Regions from separate parts of the Homo sapiens genome. Here region 2 is linked to region 1. Evidence: chromatin loops called from intact Hi-C (ENCODE). Cell type or tissue: heart right ventricle. All regions are shown on one strand. Links, peaks and the distances in the headings refer to the core of each region. The heading gives the core; the rest is flanking DNA. Region 1 holds the start of CASQ1 (calsequestrin 1). Region 2 overlaps DCAF8 (DDB1 and CUL4 associated factor 8).

Evidence for each region. Hi-C counts contacts between places; a loop is a spot of excess contacts. Peaks named below come from ENCODE experiments on the same cell type or tissue, not always from the same donor. Only the 100,000 strongest peaks of a DNase experiment are listed, where the experiment ranks them.
Region 2: it touches region 1 in a loop (2.5-fold over the local background); 94 of 110 quality-filtered maps call a loop at or near these places.

The regions. Positions count from the first base shown.
Region 1 is chr1:160,187,622-160,199,614 of GRCh38, forward strand. It overlaps CASQ1 (calsequestrin 1), which reads left to right and starts at 2,954. Exons shown (of 11, transcript NM_001231.5): 1 at 2,954-3,409; 2 at 5,181-5,265; 3 at 6,126-6,226; 4 at 7,391-7,502; 5 at 7,840-7,913; 6 at 8,276-8,406; 7 at 9,948-9,993; 8 at 11,056-11,110; 9 at 11,332-11,432. The coding sequence starts at 3,131. In heart right ventricle, for the core only: a CTCF peak has its summit at 5,648 (motif pointing right); DNase peaks (open chromatin) are centred at 2,240 and 5,650; H3K27ac peaks cover 3,149 bases.
Region 2 is chr1:160,237,898-160,249,890 of GRCh38, forward strand. It overlaps DCAF8 (DDB1 and CUL4 associated factor 8), which reads right to left. Exons shown (of 14, transcript NM_015726.4): 3 at 6,063-6,137; 4 at 1,800-2,473; 5 at 710-850. The coding sequence starts at 6,111. Among named protein-coding and RNA genes, the nearest start is that of DCAF8-DT, 18 kb to the right of the region's middle. In heart right ventricle, for the core only: no CTCF peak of the experiment used is centred there; no DNase peak of the experiment used is centred there; H3K27ac peaks cover 4,629 bases.

The sequences.
Region 1 (11,993 bases), core at 1,227-9,226:
CCCCTGCTCTGCACGGGGTGATGGACTTTCCCAAGAGCCTGGCCTCTGTGCCTGGGCCCAGGTGCATTCTCAGATGAGTGAAAACTCGTGGAGGGCCTTTCTCTCCTGCCCACCTTCGTCTCAGCATTTCTTCCTTCCCCTTCACCCGCTCATTCACTTTTGCTCTGTGAGCCCCTCCACTGTGCCATGTGGGTCAGTTCATTCTCAGGCCTCTTTCAGAGTAGAGCATTGGCTGTTCCCAAATGTGTACAGGGTGGAAGAGAAATGCTAACGAAAGCTAGGGGAACACCATCAGCTATTTCCACAACAAAACACATATGTACTAGGTGTCTGCACACTACACCTAACACTGGGACGAGGGTTTTATATACACACCATCAAGAAAGTCACATAAATGTTTCCCTACCACCCACTCCATGTTACCCAAGAAGAAACCAAGGTCTGTCCATTTTCAGAACGTGGGCCCTTAATCACTTTCAGACTAGTCTTTCAGTGAGGGCTGGGCCAAAAATACACAAAAACAAAACAAAGCAAACAAAAAAAATAGGCTAGTGATGGGGAAGGACCCGGGGTGGGTCTGGAGGATGAGAGGCCATGAGCTAGCAAAGAGAAGGCCATCGTGAGTATCGCCCGCCATTTTCCCTACATCAGGCCCCTCCTCAGAGGTCTCTCTCCCTCTTCTCCTCCCTCTTCCATCACAAGGTCTCCTAGGAACAGTGCTATATCAGCCTGGGGTCCTTCCCCAATTGCTGACATCGCTGAACCAGACCCTGGAAGATCAGTGGGCCAGGGTATATGTGAGTGAGGTGGGAAGCAGGAGCACAGAGGGGCCAGCTCCTCAGGTTTCAGTAGCAGGAGCTTCAGGTGTCTGGTGGGTTAAAAATACAGAGGCCCCAACTCACGGTCATTTGATACCAGTGGCTGAGGCTTCTCAAGTCCAAGGGCCTGAAGGGAAGGAGACTGAGTAGAAAGTAGACAGAGTGAAGCATCAAGAGAGAGCAGTGGGGGCGGGCGCTGGAAAGGGGAAGGGTGGGACTGGAGCCAGAGAGGGCAACGAGAGGGAACGGGATGGATGGCAATGTCCGGTAGCTGTAGGAAAGGACCAGGAGATGGAACAGACTCGCCACCAGAGTCCCATCTCATACTCTTGGGGGTACAAAAGGTCAGATTCAAGATGGAACAAGTTTTATGCTCCAGCGTCTCTGTCCCAGTGTCTCCCGCCTCCCCTGGAATGCAGAAGTGAGAAATCAGGGCTGGACATCACCTAGATCATCTGCTTCTGGGCAGGCCTCCCCATCTCACCTGGCTGCCTTTGCTCTGGCCTTGGGGCTTTCCCACGTTAGCCACTCTTCAGGGAGACCAGGATATGGGCTTCTGAGGTCTCTTCAGCTCCAACGTGCTGTGCTTAGGCTAGCTCCAACCTCTCCTGCTACAGTGACAGCTGTCCCTCTTGGCCTCACTCCTGCCATGCTTTTGAGATTTTCTGTGGCCTTCCGTGTTCAGCTGTGTAAGGTCCACCACACAGACATGTGGAAAAGTTATTCTGCTAACATAATTACATGACCCTCCCTGGATGCAAAACAAAACAAAAAAAACACCACTGTCCCTCTAGAATCAGAGATACCTCAGGGTGCAGTGGCAGCATGTGACTTTGATCTGACCCTCTATGGTCTCCCTCATGCCTCAGTTTACCTGTGCATAGTAAGAACCCTGGAGGGCCATGAAGAGGATCCTTCCTTCCTACGTATCCAGAGTTAAACTCACTACTCTGTCCTCACCCCCCAAGCTGGATCCAGAAGTTTAAGCCCCTACCCGCCCATCTCTGCTTTGGATCTCGGGTGCACAGAATTAATCATCAGTCTTGGTTCAGGGCACAGGGTTCACCTCTTCATGCTTGCCTAATGTTAATTTTTTTTTGCCCTGGTGTCAATACCTGATCCTCTTTGTCTTGTCAAAGACATGGGAATAAATAGTAGCTATTCACTCTCCTTGGAAGCATGCAGCCTGGGAAAACCTCCCTTCCCACTGTGCCCCAGAAAACCGAGTCCCATAGGATCAGGGTAGGGAGTGCACACACAGGTGGCAACCAAAGGACAGACCCCTTCTCATTGTGGGCTTTATAGGCAGAGAAACCCCAAACCCACATCTCTACAGGACAGGATCTGGGCCAGCCCTGTCCTTCCCTGCATTCCCAAGTTAGGAGTGCTGAGTGAAGCAAAGGAAACTGGCTGGAGCTGAGCCAGGTTGCCAGTCTTGGACGCGGCTCCATCTTTTATTCAGAGAATGACCTCATCCTTGGTCCTGGTTCTTTAAAAGAAAGTGGAGGGGGTCTCTTTCCTGCAGCCTGGCTTGCACTTTTATCGCCCCACTCTCCTACATAGTATCAAAGAATCAGAATCAGACTTCACCTACAGAAGATTCCCAGGCTTTAGGACATAGAGCCAATACCACATTTGTCCCCCTTTTGTCCTATATTATCAATTTAGCCTCTGACCCAGTTAGCTCCTCCTCTCCACTGCATTTAACTTCTAATTACCCTTGCCCCACCCTCGGCCCACCCTAATTACCCTTATACCTCCCCTCCCCCAGCCCCAGCTTCATTTACCTCCGACTCATCTGGTCTTATTTTTAGCTCCGGCATCTCTCCTTTTCCTTTCTTAATATGGCGATGAGCTCTTAGGCCAGTGTGGGGACCGGGGCTGAGGTGCCCTGGACACTGGAGGAGGGGGAGGGAAGGAGCCCCTGGGAGCCTGGGGTAGAAGTGTAGGAGGTGGGAGGATTCCGGCCCGCATGGAGCTGTCCTGGCCTCAGAAGGTTATCCGTCTCTCCTGCCAACCATGGAGACATATTTAGACAGGACCAGGTGGGGACTGAGGGGTGCCAATTTCAGGGGGCAGCTCCGGTTCCCTCCCCGCCCCCTGCTCCTATTCCTCCACCTGACCCTTTTTCCCTTGGCTCTGTCGGCAGTTTCTCCAGGACCCAGCAGTGCCCTCTGTCCACTGCTCTGGGCCATTCCCCAATCCCCCCTCCCACTTGAGCCCCTAACTCAGAATCTGGGACCCAGGGGCCCCTCCCTACCCCAGCTAACCTCTTCTGGACCAGGAGAGCCAACCCAGATCCCACTACCTCCATGAGTGCTACAGACAGGATGGGGCCCAGAGCTGTGCCGGGTCTGCGGCTGGCACTGCTGTTGCTGCTGGTGCTAGGGACACCCAAGTCAGGGGTACAGGGGCAGGAAGGGCTGGACTTCCCTGAGTACGATGGTGTGGACCGTGTGATCAATGTCAATGCAAAGAACTACAAGAATGTGTTCAAGAAGTATGAGGTGCTGGCACTCCTCTACCATGAACCCCCCGAGGATGACAAGGCCTCACAAAGACAATTTGAGATGGAGGAGCTGATCCTGGAGGTGAGTTGGGGGCACTGCAGGCCTGCAGAGCATGTCTAGCCCCTCTCCGGAATCCCCTATCCTACACCCATGTAGCTCTTTGAGGATGGGATCTGGGGGTGAGGGGCAGTGTGGTAGGAACCCTGTCCTGACCAACAGGATGCAAGTGGCATGTGGCTTTAGTCAAATGAGAAACAGAGTCTCAGGAACCCAAAAGTACTATCAGCGTCAGGAAACCTTTAGCAGGGGTGCTGCAGGAAGAGCTCCCCTCCCTGCTATAGGAGGCTGGTAGTATTTGACTTAGGTTTGGCTAGGACACTGAGGGTGAAAAAGGGAGGTACTTGGAGGGCCAGGGGAGAACAGCAGTGTATATTGCACTCCCCTACCCCACCCATCTGCTTAGCCAGAACACGTCCTCTCCACATACTTCAGGGGCTGCACCCCAAAGAGATCCAAACTGAGTGTAAATGTAAATGTTATGATACTTGCATGCCATGTTTAAATATCTCCTAGAGATCATGCCTCCCATTGGACTCCCAGTCCCCTCTCTCTTCCTTCCCCCTCCCTAATTCCCCATTTGTCTCCATTGGATAAGCTGGATGCCCTCACTGGAAAATTCTTATGGTTGCAGGAGGTGTCAGAATGTCTTCCCCAATCTTCTTTTTGTGGGAAAAGTCTCCTCACCTCCAAAATGACTTCAGGCCCAAAGGAGAAAGAAGTTATCATAAGAAAAGAAAAAAAACCTATGTTTGGGAATGTGTTCATACACACACACCTTTAGGAAATGGGATGTGAGTTTTCTTGTCCAAGCTCCTGTGGCCCCTTCTCTGGCCTCAGCTTGTCCAGAGCTTGGAGCATTTCAGGGTGAGACACCAGAACCACAGGCTCTCATTTTGTGCACCCCTGCTGGGTGCTAGAACCTGCCATCTGATTAATGAGCCGAGTATTTTTATCCTGAGTGCTCAGTATCCCTGGCCATCCACCTGCCAACCGCCTCCCTTCCCCACCCCTCTGAGAATCACAGTACCTGAGTCTGTGCTGAGTGGGGGTAGAGCTGCAAGCTGTGCCCACAGCAGAGAAAATCAGGGTTGAACGCTAAGCTGGAAGGCTTATGGGGGCAGGGACCTCCAGGTGTGACTGTCCACAGCCTAAGGACAGGCTGAAGTAGAGTGCGAAAGGGGAAAGTTGGGCCCTGATGGGGAGAACTGTCCGGTCGCTGTCAGTCTCTCTCCCTCTGGGGGGTAACAAATGGTGACCTCTTATCTCAGCTCTCTGGCCTTCCCCAACTCCTCAACAACATGACCAGACCCACCACTACCCTCCCACCCTCCAAAATTCTTCCCATTGGGAGTCACTCTGAAGAATCTCAGGGACTTCCAAGATCAACCCCACACTGAGCTTGGCCCTTGACCAGGGACAGGGACCTCCAGGTGTGACTTGAGCAGGATGGAATGCAGGACTCAACCCTGAAGGAGGGAAGGGGCCCTCAGTCACTCTGAAGCCAGACTCCTCAGTACCTCTTAGGCACTGGGAAGTATTGAGTGCAGTGTCTTCAAGTCCAACATAATAAGCACATTGCAAATGAGCAATCAATATTCATGAACTAAGTTGAGCCAAAAACAGAACTGTGTGGCTGTAGGGAATTTGGGGGATATTCTGGATCTTAGCAAAGGGTCAAGGTCAACTCTTATATCTCCCGCACCTCAACTGACCCAACTTGAAAGCATGAGAGGGAGAATAGGGGATAATAAAAATTCCAGGGGCTAATTTTAATCATAATCCTTCCCTCCAGTTAGCAGCCCAAGTCCTAGAAGACAAGGGTGTTGGCTTCGGGCTGGTAGACTCTGAGAAGGATGCAGCTGTGGCCAAGAAACTAGGTAAGAGAGGGGAGGGCAGGGGAGGGGAAGGTGGCATTGAGACAAGGGGAGGCTTAGGGCGGAGGACCTGTCAGGCAGTCCTTGGGATCCGAGGGGCTTGGGAATCTCTCAGATTTATGTCTATTCTAAAAGAGGGGGTGAGAAAATATGAGGTTGGGAGGGTTATGGCTCGGAGACTCTGCCTCTCTATTCCTTATGAAGTTCCATGCTCAAATCCCAGAAAGAGGTGGGGGAGGCCTTCTTTATACTTACCTTAAAACATGGCTAGGTGCTGGAGGGAAGGGGAGTCGGGGAATACAGGCGGGGCTGGCCAGACCTCTGCAAACTCCGCTTCCAACCCCTCCCATCCAGAGCCATGGTTGTTAGAGCAGTCAGCCACTAGGGGGCAGCACAGGCTTGAGACGGGATTCTGGACATGCATGGGGGAGGGGTGGTCAGTAATAATGAAGTCATCTGGTCAGTAATAGCAATTAAAGAGCTTGACTGGGAACCAGCTACTAGAGTGCTCAGAGGGGGTGGCATGAATACTCATCTCTAGTCGTTGCGGTCAGAGAAGGGGAGAAATACTGCTAGAATCTACACCTCTCTATTCCCTCCCCTCACCCTACCTGATCCCCCAGCTACTCCCTAGAAAGCTCTGGGGCCACGCTAGCCCCCTAGGCTTAATCCAGGGGCAGAGACCTCAGGCCTGTCGGCCTCTGGGTCAGAGGAGGTGGGTGGGGCAACGGGCCCATGAGGTGGAGCATGTGGGGCCCCGGTGATTATCAAACGGGCTGTGGCCGAGGATTTGGACCTTGAATCTGTGGGAAGCCTGGGATCATGGCTCACTACCCCACCCCTGCGCCCGGCTCACTCCCTAGGCCTAACTGAAGTGGACAGCATGTATGTATTCAAGGGAGATGAAGTCATTGAGTACGATGGCGAGTTTTCTGCTGACACCATCGTGGAGTTTCTGCTTGATGTAAGGACTCCCCTGGACCTGACGGCCTTGCTTGAAAACTCCACTGCCTGCCCCCTAGTCCCTACCAACCCCAACCTGACACTGCACACACACACCACACACACACACATACACCACACGCACACACACCATACATACACCACACGCACACACACCATACATACACACACACACCACCTGCATACACACCACACATATGCATGCACATGCACACAATAGTTCACAAATCACCTACACACCACACACTACACATAGGCACCACATGCACACCACACACACTACACACACCACACACACATCATATACATACCACACACCCATCACACACATATCACATGCACACACACACCACATGCACACCACACACTCCACACACATCACACACCACATGCACATACACAACAAACACACACCACACATGCACACACACCACATCCATGCCACGCAAATGCACACACCACACACGCCACACATGTACACACACACTACACACATGCACACACATCACACATATGCCACACATGCACACAATAGGCCACACATCACCTAGATACCACACACTATGCATATGCACCACATGCACACCACACACACAACACACACCACACACACCCATCCATACACACCACACACAACATATACATGCCACACACCCACCAGATATATCACATGCACACACACCGTACATGCGCACACACACACCACATGCACATACATACCTGCACACCACACATGCACACACTACACACATGCACACACCACATGCACACTCCACACGTACACACACCACACATTCACACACATCACACACATGCCACACATGTACACAGTAGGCCACACATCACCTACATACCGAACACTACACATATGCACCACATGCACACCACACTCATACCATCCACACACATCACACACACATCATATACATACCACACACCCACCATACATATATATCACATGCACACACACACCACACATGCACACCACACACTGCACACATCACACACTATACACACACACGCACATGCAATCCCCCACACACACACCCACACACTGTCAACATCTAGCCCCCTCCTCCAGTTCCCCAGCCTTCTTTTCCCTAGGTCCCTTTCTGGTTCTACTTGAGGATAGAAACTCTCTTCCTGCAATGTCCTCCTCTTTCAGGTCCTAGAGGACCCTGTGGAATTGATTGAAGGTGAACGAGAGCTGCAGGCGTTTGAGAATATTGAGGATGAGATCAAACTCATTGGCTACTTCAAGAGCAAAGACTCAGAGCGTGGGTAACCCTCAGACTCCACTGTGCCCCTCTCTGGATCCCCATCTCACCTGTCCTCCCACCTCCCCACATCACCCAGTGTCTCAGCCTCTACCTCTGCACTTCCCACCTCTTCCTCCAGCCGTGGTCAGCACCATCAACAGCTCTGACCTCCCTGTACTCTGGGGGTTCCCAGACAAGCACCTCCAGTATTCCACCTTCCCCTCACTCTCGAAGAACTAGAAGGGGTGGGTCTCAAAATGAACCCTGCCTGCAAAGAATTGGGGACGATAGTGGGGGATGATTCCCGGGCAGACCCTGGTTTCCCCAGAGACTGACTCTGCATTCCACCCCCCAGATTACAAAGCCTTCGAGGATGCAGCTGAGGAGTTTCATCCCTACATCCCCTTCTTCGCCACCTTCGACAGCAAGGTTCTCCTCCCCGCAGCTGTATTGGTTCTGCCTCATGTCCTGAAGCTGTCCTCCAGTTTCCTCTCCCAGAATCGATGGCTGACCTGGTCCCTTCCTACGTGCTGGCACTCCCTACCTGCCCCCCCCCCCGGCTCCTCCCACTCCATAGATTTAGAGCTGAAGAGGGGCTTTAGATGATCTAACACCCCTCTCATGTTAAACCCAACCCCAGGCAAGTTAAGACACTTGTCAGGTGTCACAGTGGCAGTGACAAGGATCCCGGCTTTCTGACTCCCTTCCTAATATTTGTTCCCCCATTATACTGCTTCTCGACATGACCCTGTGTCTCCTGCTCCACTCCCCTCCTACCCCCTCTCCCAAAGGTGGCAAAGAAGCTGACCCTGAAGCTGAATGAGATTGATTTCTACGAGGCCTTCATGGAAGAGCCTGTGACCATCCCAGACAAGCCCAATAGCGAAGAGGAGATTGTCAACTTCGTGGAGGAGCACAGGAGGTGGGGACCAAGGGCAACCCTCTCAGCGGGGTCGGCTCCTCCTTGGGCTAGAACACACTGTGTGAGATGGGCTGGGGAAAGCTTAGCCAACCGGGAAGCCAATCTTGCCTGGAGATGAATACACTTTGGGCACCAGTGCTCTCTGATACACTGACAATTTTGCACAATATTTTATACCCCACTACTTAGCCCTGAGCCCTACACCGAGAGGGTCCTTCATAAGTGTGTATAATTCAGTGTGAGGTTGATTGAGACTTAAATAATCTCTGTCAACAAATGAGTGTTGACTGCCTGTGGTGGGGCAGGAACTGCAAGGTACTTTCCATCTCTATGATTATATTAAGTCCTTTTAACCTCAGTGAAAGTTTCTACAGGTAATAAGTGTCAGAGCTTTTAACCCTGATTTTAACCCTGATGTGTCCCATGTTTGTTCTTTTTTTCTTCTTCTTCTTTTTTTTTTTTTCTTCCGAGACCGAGTCTTACTCTATCCCCTAGGCTGGAGCACAGTGGCGCCATCTTGGCTCACTGCAGCCTCCGCCTCCCAGGTTCAAGCGATTCTCCTTCCTCAGCCTCCCAGGTAGCTGGAATTACAGGCACGCCACCACACCTGGCTAATTTTTGTATTTTTAGTAGAGATGGGGTTTCACCACGTTGGCCTGGCTGGTCTCAAACTCCTGACCTCAAGTGATGCGCCTGCCTCGGTCTCCCAAAGTGCTGGGATTACAGGCATGAGCCACTGCGCCTGGCCCCATGTTCTTTCTAATACAATATCGTACACCAATGGTTCTCTACAAGGTGGGAAGGCGTGGCGAGGTGGGCATAGGTTTTTGCCCTCCAAAGGATGTTTGGCAATGTCTAGACACATTTTTGGTTGTGCAGAGTGCTACTAGTATTTAGTGGCTAGAGCCCAGGGATACTGCTAAACATTCTACAGTGCGCAGGACAGCCCCCTACTACAAAGAATTATCTGGCTCCAAATGGCAATAGTGCTGAGGTTGAATAATCCTGCCGGGCACTCACACATAATTCCCTTCCTTCATAGTAGTCCACAGCTGGAAATATCCAATCACTCTGTCCCCCAGGCTAGCGTGCAGTGGTGGATCACTGCAAGCTCCCTTGCAGTATATACAGTACTTACTCTCCCATACTACTGGCTCCCTTCATCAAGGCAGGAACATGCTTGCCTGGTTCAACTGTATGTACCCAGCACCTAGCATAGTGCTTAGAACATATCGGGCACTCAATCATAGTGAGTGAGTGAATGAATGAATAAATTAATGAATATCCTGATGTCCAGTTCTTGCCTTTCTCCCCCAGTCTCTCTTCCAGTCCCTTTGCCCACCCTCCCCTCTCCCACCGCTTTAACCATGCAATGAGCCGGGCCTGGTGCCCAGAGTTGAGGCCTTGCCAGATGGCTTTGTTGTAGGCTACAAGCTGTCTGTGCCCTGGGCCTGACCTAGAGGCAGCCTTTGCTACAGGACCCTCTGGAGGGGGCATCCTTCTAACCCACTGAGTAATGACACTCTGTCTGTCTCTTCTAGATCAACCCTGAGGAAACTGAAGCCGGAGAGTATGTATGAGACCTGGGTGAGTGCCCCTGGCCAGGGTCAAGCCCTCAGGGAAGCATGGGTGCCAGAAGACTCAAGTCCTAGAAAAACCCCACCCTACTGCTCCTCAGGCCCATTTTTAGAAAAAACAGTGCACTGACCAGCTGGGTGTGGTGGCTCATGCCTGTAATCCCAGCACTTTGGGAGGCCAAGGTGGGTGGATCACGAGGTCAGGAGATCGAGACCATCCTGGCTAACACAGTGAAACCCCATCTCTACTGAAAATACAAAAAAAATAGCAGGGTGTGGTGGCGGGCGCCTGTAGTCCCAGCTACTTGGGAGGCTGAGGCAGGAGAATGGCTTGAACCCAGGAGGCGGAGCTTGCAGTGATCCGCCACTGCACACCAGCCTGGGGGACAGAGTGAGACTCCGTCTCAAAAAAAAAGAAAAAAGAAAAAACAGTGCACTAGCAGCAACTGAAAGATTTCTACACTGAAGAATGTGTGAGGAAATGGGAGACAGACATAATTGAAGATGACAAGGGAAGAGCCTCAAGCCTGGGGATAAAGGGATTATCAGAGGAAGTGTGGGGCCTTGGAGCTGAAAGGAGTGTCACTTGGAAAAAGGTCACCATCACAAGAATATATATGGCCAGGCGCAGTGGCTCACGCCTGTAATCCCAGCACTTTGGGAGGCTGAGGCAGGCAGATCATCTGAGGTCAGGAGTTTGAGACCAGCCCGATCAACAAGGTGAAACAATGTTGTACTAAAAATACAAAATTAGCCAGGTGTGGTGGCGCATGGCTGTAATCCCAGCTACTCAGGAGGCTGAGGCAGGAGAATCGCTTGAACCCGGGAGGCGGAGGTTGCAGTGAGCCGAGATCGCGCCATTGCACTCTACCCTGGGGGACAGAGTGAAACTCTGTCTCAAAAACAAAAAAAAACAAACCCCAAAAAACGAAAGAATATATCTGGTCCTGAAGCTGGATTTCCACAAAATTGAGGTTCAATGAACATCTAGGATCTGTTCTGGGCTCCTCAACTTCAGGGAGTATAGTAAGGTCTTCTCCAAAACCCTGTTCTCCTTCTTACCCCCTGACAGGAGGATGATATGGATGGAATCCACATTGTGGCCTTCGCAGAGGAAGCTGATCCTGGTGAGGGAGGAATACCGGGTTGGACTGGAGGGAAGGCAGGGGGAGGTGGGTGTGTTTATTGGAGCATGGGCCTCACTAGGAGGCTTTCCTGGGAGTTTGCAAACAGCCTAGGGCTAGACATGTGAAGCTTGGGGAGCAGGGAGGTAGCTCTGCACTCCTGTTTCACCTGGGTCCCTTTCCTCTCTACACACCTCATACCTTGTACTTGTGTTCCCTCCAAGATGGTTTCGAGTTCTTAGAGACTCTCAAGGCTGTGGCCCAAGATAACACTGAAAACCCAGATCTTAGCATCATCTGGATTGACCCTGATGACTTCCCCCTGGTAAGAGGCACAGCTCAGGCACTGCTATCTTAAGGTGGGGCCTTGGACTGTGACATCTTCTTAGTGAGGGCTTTGTTTCAGAGGTCCCATCCCCACCTCCTAGCTGGGGGGCCCTGGGAGGGTATGCGTGTTGCATGCTTAAGGGCACTGTTGGCATGGAGGGCATCCTGAGCAAGGGGAAACAGGACGGACATCACACACATTCCCAGAGCAGAGGCTGGATGGGTAGCTCAGGTGCTAGGGCTGACTCCTAAAGAAAACCAATGTTGTGAGGCACAATAGTCCTGCACATGGGTATACACACTCAATCATAGAATCATAGCACAGAGATTCCCTGTTTCAGGAGATGATTTTGTTCTCAGCTACATTCCCAACACCTAGCACTCGCTGTTGAATGAGTAACTGAAAGAACAAAGAGAAACGTGAGAAACATTGGCACTTACCAGGTATACTTGCCTTATTTTAGAAATGTAAGATCTGAGGGCCAGAGAGAAGTGACTTGACCTTGAACACAAGGATCTGATCCAGGATCAGAACAGGGTTTCCTATCCAGTTTTCCTC
Region 2 (11,993 bases), core at 2,243-10,242, 51 kb after region 1:
CCAACTTCATTCCTTACATCTTAGTTCCTTACAACTGAAAATCAGTTAACTAGTGGGTTAGGAGTAGACTTAAGAATCAAAGAAATAGGTAATTTTCACATATCCTGGGCCGCCTTGGCTAGAAAAGGATACTCCAGGTCCACCTATATTTTTGCTTAGGGTTTCTAAGAGAGTACCAACCTCTTTTCATGGCACAAAAGACCAACACCATGCCTACCTTAAAACTGGCAGCTCTTAACTCCTTGTTAGCTGCCACCATGGATTATTTGGCCTATATTCCCAGCTTTAAATAGGGCTTCCAGAAACAGTGCTATTTGTGAACTGAGAGTTTGAGCAGGTAAGCTGAAGCTCTCACACAAGAGGAATAAACCACTAGCACCTTGAAACTGTCAAAATACCCTAAAAAATCACAATAAATGTAAAAGGTTTAGAGGGCACAGGAGACCTCAAAGATCTCCAAACCAACTAGGGCTTAGCTTAGGGGCCAAATACTATGAATGCATGATCTAGGGACTTTTCAGATACTTGCCTTCCTAGGAGTTTAGGGTGGCTGCTTTTGCTCCTTTCTTAACCACAAATCTTAGGACTGAAAGAGGTGAGGCACATGACCACAACAAATGTGACACAATGGGCAGAGATAAGGGAGAACCTTGGCTGAGAACCACAGAGGATTTGGATTGCACAAATTTTGGAGCAAGGTCTTACTTACCTTGTGGGACGCTCCCTTGTGCTGGGCCACACGTTTTGTATTCTTGCAACACTGTGTGGCAGACAGTTCTGCTACTCGAACCTGCCCGTCACGGGCACACATGGCCAGAGTAGAATCACCACTGTTAGGAAGAAACTTGGCCTGGGGTGTTAAAAATGAAAAAAAGGACACACAAAAGAAATGAGAGAGGTAAACTTGAGAATAAAAAATACGATGATGACCTCAACTTACCCCCTTTTCTTACATGACAGCTGGAAACTTAGCTTTCCTACTCTTGTACAGCTGGCTAAGCCCAATTTCTTCCAGGAGTTAAAGGAAAGGGAGAGAAAAAACTTCCTTTGATGTAAGAGAGCATTTCAGTTGGCTCTGGAAGATTGAACTGGCACATGATAAGAGCTCAGATGAACTAGGACTGTATCTAGCAGAGGAGAAAAGGAATAGAGGAGGAAAAATCTACTTTGATTAAGAAAGTAAATATAAATTTGCTACAAAGAAAAAGGAAAATAGGGGGAATGTCAGGGAAGAAAAGAGAACACCCTTAGGATAAATGGCTGGTACCAGTACAGTAGATGGGGCCAAGGAGTAAAATCTTTCCAGAATAACAACAGTATAAGCTAACATTTATCAAATGTTTATTAAGTACCAGTCACAGTTCTAACTGCTTAGCTTCTATTGTTACTTAATCCTCATAACCCTATGTGTTATTAGTCCCATTTTACAGATAAACTGAAGACAAAGGTAAAATAACTTGGCCAAGATCACTGAGCTAGTAAGCAGAAGGGCTAGGATTTGAACTCAGGCAGTTTGGTTCAAGAGCCTGTGCTTATACTACACTGCCTCCTACCAGCACACATTTAATAAGCTGCATGCACCCTACCTATGAGGCTTCCAACAGTCCACATGCTCAAGGAATCTAGGGTTGCCAAGAGTCTTTCAGTGTATTTAGGTCATTAGGGGAGCCAAAGTAGGGCCATGTCCCGATATGTAATTCCTACAATAACTCACTATCAGCTCCCAATCCATGCTGCAGTTCAGATTTCTCTAACTCATGCCTGATTCTCTCAGTTGCTATTATGCTCCCTTGCCTCACCTGGAACACATTACTTTTGTGGCCACTCTCAAAGTCCAGTACTGGCTGCCGCCGTACCCAATCCCACACCACCACCTTCAGGTCATCGCTGCCACTGGCCAGCCAGGTGCCGCGCTGGTTAAAGTGCAGGGTATTGACACAACCAGTATGGCCCTCAAGCCCATGCTGCAGGCGGAAACGCTGCACAAAGACTCTTGCCCCACAGGCCTCATAGACAAAGCGGGCACTTGAACCCAGCTCCCGCTCCCGAAGGGCAGGGAGGGCTTGCCAGCGAGGTCGGGGTAGAGCTGATGTTTCTGAGGACACCCAGTCCTCTAGGGCCCGCTCATCATCTGATGAGTCCTGGTCACGGTTAGCCCGCTTGCGCTGTACACGGCGCCGAGGCTGCTCTTCTTCCTCCTCTTCTTCCTCCTCTTCCTCTTCCTCTGAGCGGTCATGGACTCGATTTTCATCATTAATGGAGTAATGACCAGTGTCCTCCATGCTGTCAGAGTCCTTATCTTCACCTGAGCTCTCTGTGTCTGTGCCTCGACTTTCTGTGCTGGTGCGGTTGGGGCCACCATCATCCCCAGTCAAGCTCAAACTCAGGTCTGAGGCCTCCACTTCAATGCCTGAGGATGTCTCCCTCCCCTCTTCAGCTCCAGACATCTCCTCTGGACTGCTAGACAGGCTTCCTGCATGTTAGTGAGGAAGGAGTAGAGGAGAGGGAAAAATAAGAAAACAGGATAGTGACCACCTTAGTCTAAGAAATCTTCACATCAAAAGACCAAAAAATGAACTTTGGTCCAAGTGTTTTCATTACAAATAATTACAGAGAGTACCCTCTGAGGGGAAATCTTGTAAAGGACAAGAAATTGAAAAGATTAAGATCAAATCCACACACATAAAATACTTCAACAAAAGCAAAGAATCTCAGGACAATCTAAGATTATATTAAGTTCTCAAGAGGCAAAACATTGGCATATTGTATAAAAGTGTGCCTGATACATCTACCATTGGCTCTGTTGTATTGGATGGGCATTTATTAAGTTATAGCAAATAATTAAACAGAATATAAAAAGAAGAGCCAACTCCAGCAAGAGCTAGCATAGCCATCTTCTTAGCGAAAGACGGAAACCAGCTGATAAAAATCACTCTTGACTTATGGATGTGGTGTTGCACCATTTCCTACTTTAAGAAAGTATCAGGCCAGGCACGGTGGCTCACGCCTGTAATCCCAGCACTTTGGGAGGCCGAGGCACGTGGATCACGAGGTTAGGAGATCGAGACCATCCTGGCTAACATGGTGAAACCCCGTCTCTACTAAAAATACAAAAAATTAGCCGGGCGCCTGTAGTCCCAGCTACTCAGGAGGATGAGGCAGTAGAATGGCATGAACCCAGGAGGCAGAGCTTGCAGTGAGCCAAAGTCGCACCACTGCACTCTAGCCTGGGCGACAAAGCGAGACTCCATCTCAAAAAAAAGAAAGTACCACTACACCTTCTGTCACCTAAATCCTAAGCTTCTTCCCCACCTAAGTTTCTAAAATTCACTAAGAAAGCAAGCTGAAGGGGTAAGTGGGAATTGTGATCATTTGAGTGGGTTCTTGCTCACCTTTTGCTAGTAAATATATTTTGACTTACTTCCATTAGTTTGAATTTTTTAATATAATTCTTAGTCACACATTTTTAGTCTCTCTATTGAGACAGTTTTATTAGGAAGCATATATAAAATTGATAAAAAGCTGGGCTACTATAGTGGTGCCTAAGACGAAAGTTCAGTATATTCTAGGTCTGCTATGCTGATAGTTAAATAACTAGGTCACTTTTATCGATCTTATCTCCTATAACTACATACTGCATTCTCTTAACTCACAACAGTCAAGTCAATTCCAATGAGAACTTGAGGAATGTTCTAAAGCCAATACAACCACAACTTCCAACCTAAGTCAAGGTGTGAAGAAAAAAGGGGAGAATAAAGATTTTAAATGCTGCTCATGGGCCTCCTTTCCTCAGATGGCTATAAATTTTATCCGCCAGAAGTAAAAGCTGTCAGGAAAGGCAGACCATCCAGTATGAGCTATTCAACTCCAATACCACACTGATGTTTAAGGATTCAAAGGTGGAGCACCTTATTGCCTAGTCATGTGGATTAGAGCAGTAATTTGTGAAGAGCTCTGAAGCAATGTACTCTTAAGCAAAACCCAATACTGAAAAAAGATCAACAATACAAGTGCTTTGATTCAAGCAGTAACAGAAGCCCAGAAGACATAAACAGTTCTTGCAGGCTGGGCGCGGTGGCTAACACCTGTAATCCCAGCGCTTTGGGAGGCCAAGGCGGGTGGATCACCTAAGGTCAGGAGTTCAAGACCAGCCCGGCTAACATGGTGAAACCCCCATTTCTACTAGAAATACAAAAAATTAGCCGGGCGTGGTGGCATGTGCCTGTAATCCCAGCTACTTGGGAGGCTGAGGCAGAAGAATCGCTTGAACCTGGGAGGTGGAGGCTGCAGTGAGCCGAGATTGTGCCACCGTACTCCAGCTTGGTAACAAGAGCAAAACTCTGTCTCAAAAAAAAAAAAAAAAGCCTCAACTAAGAGCACAGTATAAAACAACTGGGCTAGGGGCTGGAAGAAAAAGTTATGAAGTACAGAAATTTGAACCCAAGGACCACATTTGCTGAGCCTGTTATATATGCTACGAAAGTTTAGCAGTTACAGTTTTTTGAAATGCAGCTGGGCTTGAGCTTGGGAGTGGTGAGCAGGGACTGAAACACCAACCTAACAGGTCTGTAGAAAAGAAAAAATAAAACACCAAAACATCTAGTGTTTATTGTTAAAATTATGAGTAACAAATATAGACAATTTTGGAGGCCTTACCACATTAACATAAGGGCCAGAGGGTATCACAAGCTCATCAAGAAGTCCCCAACAGTAAATCACCAAGATCTAGAGTAGGGGTTTGCAAATTTTTTCTGTAAAGGGCCAGATAGTAAAAACCTTAGGCTTTGCAGACCATACGGAGCTCCACCACAACTACTCAACTCCAGTATGTAGAACAAAAGCAACTCATAGACACTACATAAACGAACAGGCATGACTGTATTCCAATAAAACTTTACAAAAACAAGTGGCAGGCTGGATTTGGCCTGCAATTTATAGTTTGCCAATCCTTGACCTAGCTAATGGTCAAGCTCCAAATCAATAGTATACTTTAACTCCTCTAGAACCCTGTGCCTTTCAACTAAACCCAGTGAAAAATATGAACCACTTTCCTTTACAAAAGATGAATGAATGGCAGTGATAAGAACATATGGAGCAATAAAAAAGCATGTTGAAAATCTCACTTATCCTTCCTCCAATCACATCAACTAGAATTTAGCCTGTTATCCTGACCTTCAAGGTGCTAAGGAATGCTGGACTCTGTGCTGCCCAACTATATCCATTTAAAGGCGGCTTCTCTAATTTAAAAGTTGGCTCAGAGGTGAAGAGCTGGTTAAATAACCCAGGTGGTAGTTATACTCTATTAGAATTTTTATATTCTGCCTTCAAATCTGCCCTAAAGCCAGTGATTTGACACTTGGCAGCACTGGTCCTGAAAAGAAGGAGGAGGGAAAGGAAGGAAGGAAGGAAATAAATGGAAAGAAGGGAGGGGAAGTAAGGAAAGGAAATAAGGAGGGGAAAGATGTCCCACTCCTAGTTGGGTTGTAACTTCATCCCTTATGTAATCACCTTTTTTTTTTTTTTTTTTAAAAAGACGGGGTCTCGCTATGTTGCCCAGGCTGGTCTCAAGCTCCTGGGCTCAAGCGATCTGCCTGTCTCAGCCTCCCAAAGTGCTGAGATTATAGGCATGAGCCACCATGCCCAGCCATGTAATCTCTCTATCAAACTACTACTTACTGTGGAAAGGGACCTCTCAATATAACTGGGAAGCTCATCTTCCCTAAAATTCCCTTGTTCCTACTAGCCATTAGATTTTATTTTTCTCCTTTACTAACAGCATTTCCTAGGTTCTGCCCATCCTTATAGCTTTATAGAACTCCAAACCACTTGACCTCTTAGAAGTACAGCTCTGTTATTGATATTTTGAAAATGATCAGATAAAATCAGAAGAAGCAAAAGCATAATATAGTCCAAGGTGTTTCCTGTGTAGTTTCCTAAACTCAGAACAACACAGGAAAGTTTCCCTCTCTCCACTAAAATCCAGGCCTCCACTCTATCTTGCAGGGAGGAGGACAACCTCAGTTGATAGTAAAAATAGCTTCACCTTCATTTTGGCCCCTTACCATTAGCTAAGTCTGTTCTGCCATCTGTGCTGCTCCCTTTGCTGGACATCTTGAATGATGTTTGCTGTAGCCAGCCTGGGTTTGGGAGAGGAAGAAACCAAAACAATTAGGAAACCACCTGGGAAAGAAGACAATAGGGACAAGGAGATTTAACAATGTACAGGTTTTATCATTTTTATAAAAATGATTTGTGTATGCATGCTTAACAGGTCTTCTCAGCTTGTGAAATTTTTTCTTCCTTATGTTTTCTTCCCTATGTTTAAAATCCATATAATGATATATTTTTGGGGAGGTCAAGTGCCATCTCTTTACTTCACTCACTGAGTAACTGGCAGTGATTTTTCAGATGCGAAAGTGGGAACTAAAATAAAACCTGGAACAGGAGGCACATATCAAATGACAGGTACTGCAAGCCAAGAGTCTCAACTCAATACATAAAGCTAACTTCAGCATTGCCCCCTAGGCAAGAATCTTCCAATGTAAATAAGTGACATATGTATCCTCAAACTCTGTACAACACTTGTTTTCACAACATAAAGAGGTGGGTCAGATTCTGAGTATCATTTTACACACAAATCAACAGAAATCAACCTCTTGGGGGAAGAGATTGAGCTTTCTGTTCACTCAGATGACTAACTTCAAACCTATTATTATTATTCTTTCTTTTTTTTTTTTTGAGACAGAGTCTCATTCTGTCGCCCAGGCTGGAATGCAGTGGCGCTATCTAGGCTCACTGCAAGCTCTGCCTCCCGGGTTCACACCATTCTCCTGCCTCAGCCTCCCAAGTAGCTGGGACTACAGGCGCCTGCCACCATGCCCACCTTTCTGTATTTTTAGTAGAGATGGGGTTTCACTGTGTTAGCCAGGATGGTCTCGATCTCCCGAGTGATCCGCCCGCCTCGGCCTCCCAAAGTGCTGGGATTACAGGCATGAGCCACCACGCCCAGCCCAACTAACTTCAAACTTATTAAAGGCACAGATACTAAGGATTATAGAGCTGAAACTAGAAATCAGGAGCACCCTATCCCTAGGAAAGAAGCTTAAGTTGTTTTGTTTCCCTTAGGACTAACAGTCAGAGTCTCTAAGCACAAAGACAAAGGTGGGGAAGAAAAAGGCAACATTTCCATTAAACCATCTCATCCCATTTCATATAATGGCAAACACTGTTTCACCTAACAGCACCAGCTTTCACCAGACTCATCTTTCCTTAACAAGGAATCAGGGTATCTAACTCACTTCCTTTTATGCCACTATAAAACATTCATATTTTTTTCAGAGCCTCACTGCCACCTCCAGTAAATTCCAAAGAGCAAAGAATAATATTATTCAGACCAGAATTTTATTAAGCCCTTTCAGTGACTTGGACAAAAGGCACTAGTAAAAGACAAAGTATAATTATGACCCCAGTCCTTGTACCCAGGCACACTGGCCTCTAATCTTTCAACAGCCCTTTCATTCCCATGACAATTATTCCAGAAGCAGCCTCATCCTTATCTTTTCCTCCGCTACCCTCTATAGAAATCTAAGCTGCTTCATTAAAAGTATCCTCTGTCAAAAGACAGTAGCCCAAAGATTGTTCATAATAGGCCAAGGTGGGAATAGAAATACTGCAAGACTGGGGCTGAAGCTGACTGAACTTCAGGAAGGGACACCTGGAAGGGTGATGATGAAAGACAATGGCAACAAAAAACAGATATGTGAAGCAACATGAAGAAAAATAGTGAGAAGCTGTTTGCAATGCATTTTGTTTTCCTCATTTTTGAGGTAGACAGTTTTGTATAGCATTCCTCACACAGCACTTGTTTTTCCCTCTCAACAGTCCTTGTTTATATTCTTTAGAATAGGAGCCTATCTTCTCCATCTAGAGTTTAAAATTATATTAATTCCTATCAAGTGGGGAAAATGTACTACTTTGTTAAGATTAATCCCAGCACTTTGGGAGGCCGAGGAGGGCAGATCACCTGAGGTCAGGAGTTCGAGACCAGCCTGAGCAACATGGAGAAACCCTGTCTCTACTAAAAATACAAAATTAGCTGGGCATGGTGGCACATGCCTGTAATCCCAGCTACTAGGGAGGGTGAGGCAGGGGAATTGCTTGAACCTGGGAGGCGGAGGTTGTGGTGAGCCGAGATCGTGCCATTGCACCCCATCCAGCCTGGGCAACAAGAGCAAACTCCGTCTCAAAAAAAAAAATTAAAAAAAACTTATAAACTAAGGTAATAAGCAGACCAGTGTAACATGAAGAACAGATCTGATGTTTTCCCACCTCCATAATCAAAACTCTTTACCATACGTTTCACCCCACTATTATCCACTCCCAGAGAATTCAAAAGCAGCTGCAGAGAACCTCTCTCAAAACCAAGCATCAACTCCTACAGGAGCCCAGACTGCCTGAACTTTTGACTCATAATTGCTCTAGAAAATACATGTGCACAGATGATAAAAGTAAGTAGAATTAAATGTCAAAATTTCTGCAGAAGGATACTCTAGAGCAGTGGTCTCCAAACTTTGATTATGAACCTATATGAGTGAAAACTTTGAGCAGGAACCTGATGCTCACAGGTGTGGCATGCACCTGTAATCACAGCTACTCAGAAGGCTGAGAAAGGACTGCTTGAGCTCAGGAATTCAAGACCAGCCTGGGCAGAACTGTGAGACCCTTGTCTCTATAAATCAGTCAAGGAGGCAGAGATGCTGTGCCCTAGGTGTCAAGTATAGGAGCCACTGAAAAATCTTTTCCAGCCAGGCACGGCAGCTCACGCCTATAATCCCAGCACATTGGGAGGCCGAGGCAGGAGTTGGAGACCAGCCTGGGCAACATAAGAAGACCCCCGTCACTACAGAAAAGAAAAAAATCAGTCAGGCATATGCCTGTAGTCCCAGCTACTTGGGGTAGGGCTGAGATGGAAGGATCACATGAGCCATAGAAGTTGAGGCTGCAGTGACCTGTGATTATACCACTTCTCTCCAGGCAGGACGACAGAGCAAGACACAGTCTCCAAAAAAATAAAAAATAAAAAATCTTTTCCATTACCAAAGAATACAGTCTTAACTTTATAAACTGAGGTCTGCAGAGAACATATTTGATTCAAATCCAAACTATCTTCTTCACTTTTCACTGTATTTCCAACAAATCCACTATTTTTACTTTGATCAACTTTCATGTAAAATCTAGTCCAAAGCTAATCTTGCTGAGGTTGGAAAAGCTGATGAGCTCACTGTCCCAGGTAGTTGGAGGAGTTTAATTAGATTAGCTCCACTGTTCCTACTCTAAAAATAACCATAACTCCTGCCAAACTGAAGGTTAAAGAGTAACCCACTGGAGGGTGAGGAAAAAAGACCCAGGTGCCATTTTAATTTCACTAAGAAATTCCAGTGACCTAGATTTTTCTTGTCTTAATAAGAATAAAGCCTTAAATTTTTAACCAATTACATGACAAAATATTAACTAAAAACCAGGCAGAAAGACTTTACTACGCTGGATAAGAGTACTCTGTAAAAGAGATACCAAGTGTCTCTTGTTTAAAACTACTGGGGCTGCTCTTTTCCTCTAATATGATGAAAGATCTGCATAAGAGACTACGTATCCCTTGTCCGGTGTATCCTCTTACCCAAAATGCTTGGGGCCAGAAGTGTTTCAAATTTTTAAATATTTGCAATATACCAGTGGAGCATCTCAAATCAGAAAATTCAAAATCCAAAATGCTCCAACGAGTATTTCCTTTGAGCATCAAGTTGGCATTCGAAAAGTTTCAGATTTCAAAGCATTTTAGATTTCAGATTTTTTAATTTGGGATGCTCAACTTGTACCAGAATAACTGAACATTCAACTGCCAAAAGAAAAAAACTAAAGAACCTCAATCCATACATTGTACAATATACAAAAGCTAAGTCAAAATGAATCACAGACCTAAATATAACTTAAAACAACACAAGTTCCAGAAGAAAACAAAGAAAATAACCTTTGTGACCTTGGGTTAGGCAACAATTTCTTAGGATAGGACACAAAAAGCACATACAAAAAAATTAATCAGTTGGATTTATCAAAATTAATAAATTCTGATAAATCTGAGCGGTGGTTCAGGCCTGTAATCCCAGCACTTTGGGAGGCCAAGGCGGGTGGATCACCTGAGGTCAGGAGTTCGAGATCAGCCTGGCCAACATGGTGAAACCCCCGTCTCTACTAAAAATACAAAAATTAGCCGGGCGTGGTGGCACATGCCCGTAGTCCCTGCTACTGGGGAAGCTGAGACAAGAGAATCGCTGGAACCCAGGAGGTGGAGGTTGCAGTGAGCCAAGATAGTACCACTGCACTCCAGCCTGAGTGACAAAGAGAGACTCCATCTAGAAAAAAAAAAAAATTAAAATATCTCCAAGAGATACTGTTACAACAATGCAAAGACAAGCTACAGACTGGAAGAAAGTATCTACAAAACATGTATTTGATCAAGGACAGTAACCAGAATATCCTTTAAAACTGTCGCAACAGGCTGGGGCTGGGCGTGGAGGCTCACGCCTGTAATCCCATCACTTTGGGAGGCCGAGGTGGGCAGATCACGAGGTCAGGAGATCAGGACCATCTTGGCCAACATAGTGAAACCCCGTCTTTACTAAAATACAAAAAAATTAGGCAGGCATGATGGTGCGTGCCTGTAATCCCAGCTACTAGGGAGGAGGAGGTTGCAGTGAGCTGCGATCGCGCCACTGCACTCCAGCCTGGTGACAGAGCAAGACTCCATCTCAAAAAAAGAAAAAAAAAAAACTGTCACAACTAAATAATTATCGCGAGCTGGATATGGTGGCTCACACCTGTAATCCCAACACTTTGGAAGACTGAGGTGGGAGGATCACTTAAGTCTAGGAGTTCAAGGCTGCAGTGAGCTATGATCCTGCTACTCACTGCACTCCAGTCTACGCAACAGAGTGACACCATCTCAAAAAAAAAAAAGAGGGCGGGTGTGGTGCCTCACACCTGTAATCCCAGCACTTTGGGAGGCTGAGGCGGGCAGATCACCTGAGGTCAGGAATTTGAGGCTGGCCTGACCAACGTGGTAAAACCCCATCTCTATTAAAATACAAAATTAGCTGGGGGTGGTGGCACATGCCTGTAGTCCCAGCTACTGGAGAGGCTGAGACAGGAGAATCGCTTGAACCTAGAAGGCAGAGGTTGCAAGTGAGCTGAGATCGCACCACTGCACTCCAGCCTGGGCAACAGAGGAGACTCCATCTCAAAAACAAACCAAAAAAAGTACTGTAAATAATAATCCCTTGAAAAGATCCTCAACATTATTAATAATTAGGAAAATATAAATTAAAACCACAATGAGAATCCACTAAACACTTATTTGAATGGTCAAAAATTGTTTAAATAACAAAAATTTACTTTATTAAGTACTAACAAGAAGTAGAGCAACTACAACTCATATACACTGTTACTAGAAATGCAAAACAGTACAGTTACTTTGAAAAAAGCAATTTGGCAGTTTCTTATGAAGTTAAATATACACTTATCATACAACTCAGGAATCCCACTTCAGCTTCAGGAATTTATACAAGAAAAAAGAGGCTCAGACCTGTTATCCCAGCAATTTGGGAGGCTGAGGCAGGAGGACTGCTTGAGCCCAGGAATTAAAGACCAGCCTGAGTAACACAGCAATACTCCATCTTTAAAAATAAATAAATAAGATAAACAAGAAGGAAAATGTATGTCCACAAAATTAAAAATACCCTGTAGGTGAATGTTTTAATAGTTTTACTTAAATTCATCAAAAAACTGGAAACAAATTTTCTTCAGCTGGGTCATAGATAAACAAATTGTGGTAGGTCCACACAATGGGATACTACTGAGTAATAAAAAGGAATGAACTACTGATACAAGCAACAACATGGATAGATCTCAAGTATGTTATGGTAAGTGCAATAATTCAGACT